Regions from separate parts of the Homo sapiens genome. Here region 1 is linked to region 2. Evidence: read pairs that join two places in POLR2A ChIA-PET (ENCODE). Cell type or tissue: GM12878. All regions are shown on one strand. Each heading gives the region's core, and the rest is flanking DNA. Links, peaks and the distances in the headings are about the cores only. Region 1 has its middle 33 kb from the start of CEP120. Region 2 has its middle 81 kb from the start of LINC01170.

Region 1 (2,881 bases), core at 382-2,881, 1.1 Mb after region 2:
TCCAACATTATGTTGAATAGGAGTGGTGAGAGAGGGCATCCCTGTCTTGTGCCAGTTTTCAAAGGGAATGCTTCCAGTTTTTGCCCATTCAATATGATATTGGCTGTGGGTTTGTCATAGATAGCTCTTATTATTTTGAGATATGTCCCATCAATACGTAATTTATTGAGAGTTTTTAGCATGAAGCGTTGTTGAATTTTGTCAAAGGCCTTTTCTACATCTATTGAGATAATCATGTGGTTTTTGTCTTTGGTTCTGTTTATATGCTGGATTACATTTATTGATTTGCGTATATTGAACCAGCTTTGCATCCCAGGGATGAAGCCCACTTGATCATCCAAATTTATTTTTCTTTGCAACGTAACTTAGGAGAGGTGTTCTCATCTCCATTAACATTGGCAATGCCTGGAGTGGTGGCTTTTTTTGGTTTTTGTTTCCATTGAGCTGCCCTAACTTGAGAAAGAGAAATTACTGTTCCAAAATGTTTATTATGGAAATTTTAAAACATATAGAAAGGTTGAAAGAATACCAAAATAAATAACCCACCACCTTGTTAATAATTTGCAATAGTTCCTTTGTGTGTGTGTGTATATACATTTGAAAGTTACAGACATCACACTTCACCTCTAAATATTTCAGCTGTAATTTCTAAGAAGATGGGATATTTTCATATAAAACTATAATAGCATTATGGTCCCTAAGAAATAGAACAGTAATTTGCACATATAATAGTAATTCCAAAATATAACACTAATTTACCTAATATAATCATTTTCAAATTTCTCCAATCATCCCAAAAATGTCTTTACAATTTTTAAAATAAGGATTTAATCAAGATTCACAGATGTGCTTGGTTGTTTAGTCTCTGGAAATGAGAGCTTTCTGAGTAAAGAATAAAAGTTTAGAATTATTTGACCTGGGACAAAAGTGCTGAGAATCCCTTAATATTTGATAGACAGTATTGTGAAACCAGGTTTATTTCCTAATTGGAAATGCTTTCTTTCTCTTTAGCCACTAGTTCAGTTGGCAAGTGCTTTGTATTTATGAGTCTTAGGTCAAAGATTCACTCTCCATGTGATTTTCCTCTTACTTTATGGAGAATATCTGTCCACGTGATCATACATTGTACTCCATGCCCTGGGTAAGCACCTGATAAAAAAAAAAAATTGGCCTTTGGTCACAGGCAGGAACTGAATAAGTGTATATAGATTATTAGGTGAAAATCTAGTACACCTTTGGTGGAAAAAAACCCTCAATAAATAATAAGTTATTAATTTGGTGGGACATCTTCAAATACAAAATAACCCATTGGCTTAAGTGCATGCTTGCATCATGGGGTAATTTGCACAGTGCTTCCAGTTGAGTCTGTGACTGGGAACAAAGGATAAGCTGAGATAAATGACAAGCAAAGTTGGACATCACTCTCTCCCATGGCACTTGCCAAATAATCAAAATGTAGAAAATATTAAGTACAAATATCTGAGCCTATTTTCTAGGAATAATATTTGTCCTCCTTTCACTTCCCTTTCCCTCTCCCCATCCTTCCTCTTTAATTGAAATGCCAATAGGAATTTGACAGTGATGGACACCCTAGTGGCCTCATAATGAAGTTTGCAGATCGGGTGCAATATCTCCACTTCTAGTTGCACAAGACTGAAAAATGGTTATAATTATCCTTCTTTGCATATGTTCAAGCACAGTATGGTATTGCAGGGTGCTGTCTCTTAAAATTGTGAAACTGCAAGTCATGGTGTTTTCAGAAGACTCGGTGAATATTGGTTTATACCTTTTAGTTCCTAACTACTTGAAGCTTCCCTGTGAGCTGTATCAGAGAGGATGGATAACCAAAACAGAAACATTTGAACTCTCTGAATAACTGGGGTAATTCCTTTATGAGCTTTCTTTTTCCTTTTAAAATTTGAAAATAATATATACCATCCTATATCACACACTCTGGTTTTATGTTAAAACAAGCAACCTGATTTTTCAATGCATATTAAATATAAATATTTGCAAAGGAATATTAGTGATAATGATGATGGGGCAGTCGTGATGGTTTTGGAAAGTTTGTATGTGAACAATAGACCTTTCCATTTATATATATATATATATATATATATATCACTTTCTGGTTTCAGGCTGCTACTGCTATTTATAGTCTACCCTTGATGGTAAGCAGATGTCTCTACTCTTAATCTCTTTCCGTAGCCTTTGTTTCAGGCAAGCTGGCTCATTTCTAATTGTTCCACACTGGGCTAATCCATCCCTTTTGCTTACAATATGCTTGAATGGCACATGGTTAGATGCTGCTACAACGCAGATATTAGGGAATCCCTACATAGTGCATTCTGTGAACATTCCCTGCTCATTGGCATTACATAAAAATGCCCATTATTGAAATGCAGAGATAAATAGGGTTCCAGAACCAAGTGACTACTAGTGCTTCAGGACCTTACTATTTTCTATTAAAGTTGATTCAGAGATAAAGCTCACAAAACTGGAAACACCACCAGATGGGACATCAACTGGAGGTTAGATGTACTTCAGGATATATTAGCAACTGTAATCACAAATTGTTCAGCTATATATTCATAGTAGAAAAGATTATTAGTGGATCAGGGATTCCTAATCATCAGAGTGTGTGGCAGATTAATGTGAAGAGAAGGTTTACAGCCAGGCTTCAGATTATTGTGTACAGCCTGCAGCCAACTGTATCTCTACTATGCCTGTAGTAACAGTGGGTATACATACTTGTGCATATAAACATGACTCATCAGAAATGTCCTGCAGAAAAAAAAAAAATAGTTCGCCATTCCTCACTACTTGTAAACCTACATTTTTCCCTTAGAGTTTCATGTAGATTAATTTCCTTTTCTGTCTA
Region 2 (2,928 bases), core at 153-2,652:
TATATTATCAATAATAGATTCTGTTGTCTGCAGTAAAAAACACTGACTGATAAAGTGAATCTCTTTGGGTAGTCTGGATGGCAGAATCGTTTCAGTCATGTTAAAGGGTCACAAGTAGGCTTCCCTGCTCTCTCTCTTCCATTTTTACTGCTGGCCCTACCCCAGGGATGTGGGCTATATACCATTTTTTTTCTGGCTGTTATCTTTTTTTAATTTTCTGCGATCTAACTCTTTTTTTTTTTTTTGAGGCGGAGTGTCGCTCTTTCGCCTAGGCCAGAGTGCAGTGGTGCTATCTCGGCTGACTGCAAGCTCCGCTACCCAAGTTCACGCCATTCTCCTGCCTCAGCCTCCCTAGTTGCTGGAACTACAGGCGCCCGCCACCGAGCCCGGCTAATGTTTTGTATTTTTAGTAGAGACGGGGTTTCACAGTGTTAGCCAGGATGGTCTTGATCTCCTGACCTGGTGATCCGTCCGCCTCGGCCCCCCAAAGTGCTGGGATTACAGGCGTGAGCCACCGTGCCCGGCCTCTGTGAAGGATATGAATGTTTACATATCTGTAAGCCACAAAACTCATATTCATTTTCAATTTCTTGTTACTCTCCATGATAGAAAGCAGAATGGGGCTGCTCACAAAACCCAGTGGATGACAGAGGTTTAGGCCTCCTTCATGAAGTTCCATAGGAGTTGTTCCCTGTCCACAGTGAATTGTAGCAGGAAGTAGAGTTGCTCACTGCTAGTCTCCTCTTTCACACACTTCTTAGGGGAGTCTCACACAGTTGTTATACCATCTTCAATCCCTAGGAATGTTCCCCTTCAAAATTACTCCTTCTAATGAGTGAGGTTCTCTAGCAATTACAAGTCTGCTTTCAAATTCTAGTGGCTCAATTGTGTATAAAGAGGAATGGAAATATGCCTGTTATTCTGGTGTCATTATTCATGCTCTTGCTCTATTCATCTTCCTTATAGCCACAGTCATTTTAATCCATCTCTGATACTCACTCACTAGCTTAACCAACCCTCAGACCCAGGTGTGGTCTACCCCTCACACACCACTTGCAGCTGGGGAACTATCTTTCAAACTTGTTTCTCCAAGTTGCTTAGTTCAGGTAACTTTTCCTGTACTCTGTCTTTGCCAAAACATCAGCTTTTAAGGCCTGCTCGTTCTTTTAAGAAGCAACACTAAAAAACAAGTGTTTAGATTAGAAGAAGGTGTACAGGACAGACTTCAGACAGGTGGAAATTTAGAAAATAGATTAAGCCTCTTGGGTGGCATTTTAAAGAATTTGTACTTCTAGAATTCATACTGCATCCAGATCCGGAAGAAGTCAAAATAGCAGGGACGGGGAGGTGATATGACAATGTCAAAAAAGTTACAGGCTGAAATGAAATATGAAAGAGGAAGTTTTACACCTTTTAAGGGGGCACAATCGGTATAGCCATTTAGTTTCTGTGGCTGTGCTATACCACATAGACTGTTAATTGTCATGAATCTGCTTTTCCTCTGAGGGTCTATTTATATCCTGTTGGAGAGCCAGTGGCACTGAGTCATGGCAATGTGCAGAGCTAGAATTAAGCAAGCTGGTGATTACTTATGCCTGTACAAGCAAGGGGCCAGTCCTTTGGGCAAAATTTCAGGAGCATTCCCTTCCATCTGCTGATAAAAAAGCCTTTTCTATGTTGGGCTATTGCAGTTAAAGCAACTCCTTTGGAGAAGACAAAGTGGTATAGTAAAAAAGGACTGAACATAGATCAGTTCTGGTTATGAATCTTGATTTATTCCTTAATACTGCATTGACCTTGGTCAAGTCAATTACTATCTGGGAACCTTAAATTTACCACCACTGAGTTAGAAATATTTATTTATTTTTCTTTTCTTTTTTTTTTTATTTTGGAGACAGGGTTTCACTCTTTTACCCAGGCTGGAGTACAGTGGTGCAATCCTAGCCCACTGCAATCTCAAACTCCTGGGCTCAAGTGATCCACTCCCCTCAGCCTCCCAAGTAGCTAGAACTACAGGCGCAAGCCACCATGCCTGTTTAATTTTTGAATTTTTTGTAGAAACAAGATCTCTCTATGTGATCAAGCTGGTCTCAAACTCCTGGCCTCAAGTGATCCTCCTGCCTCGGCCTCCCAAAGTGTTGGGATTACAGATGTGAGCTGCCATGCCTAGCTGGAAATATGGAGTTACAGATGTGAGCTTCCATGCCCAGCTGGAAATATTTATATTTTTATATCTTGTGCCCTTCTGGGATCAATGAGAGGATGAAATGGGATAGCATATTTGTTGACACTATAGAAACAATAACATGCTTTAGGCAGCTCAATGGTCAAACCAGGCAAGCTCTGTTAAGAAGAAATATATTCTGCTTACAGTAGCAAACTATCTAATTATCAGCCACAATCTCTAAGTTCATTAGGAATCTTTTAGTTGTGAGGGACACAAATGGTCTCCAGTGTCGTTAAGCAAATAGGTGAAATTTCACAAAGTTCTTGGGGGCTTCAGAATTGATAGGAGATTGAAGAACTAGAATTGGGAAAGTGGACAGAAGCCAGGAGAGTCAACAATCAGGGAGTAGTGCCGTCATGTTTTAGCAGAAGCAGCCTGACCAGAATGTCACTACCACCAGTACTATAGGACAGGACTTCTGCTACTGAAGGGACAACCTCTCCATCTGCAGCCTCCTCCTCAATTAATGAGGATATTCCTTCCTATCACATCTCCTGCTGTAGGTGAATCCAAGCAGTTCTCGTGCTTTGGCATTACAATGCTAGGATTCAAAGCCCTAGACAAGAGCATCTTCTAGGCCAGCTCTGGGTCATATATGCATAAGGTGACTACCCCTGTTTCTGGGGAGGGAGGATCTGGTGCCTTCAGCTTCCCCCAAAGGATTCAGGGAACTGCTACCATCAAGTCTATACACACTGGGG

What was found. Peaks named below come from ENCODE experiments on the same cell type or tissue, not always from the same donor. Only the 100,000 strongest peaks of a DNase experiment are listed, where the experiment ranks them.
Region 1: POLR2A ChIA-PET joins it to region 2 with 5 read pairs; 1 of 35 experiments calls an interaction of 5 or more read pairs at or near these places.

Annotation. Positions count from the first base shown.
Region 1 is chr5:123,454,615-123,457,495 of GRCh38, reverse strand. No RefSeq gene overlaps it. Among named protein-coding and RNA genes, the nearest start is that of CEP120, 33 kb to the right of the region's middle. In GM12878, for the core only: no CTCF peak of the experiment used is centred there; a DNase peak (open chromatin) is centred at 1,687; H3K27ac peaks cover 402 bases.
Region 2 is chr5:124,518,206-124,521,133 of GRCh38, reverse strand. No RefSeq gene overlaps it. Among named protein-coding and RNA genes, the nearest start is that of LINC01170, 81 kb to the right of the region's middle. In GM12878, for the core only: no CTCF peak of the experiment used is centred there; a DNase peak (open chromatin) is centred at 1,443.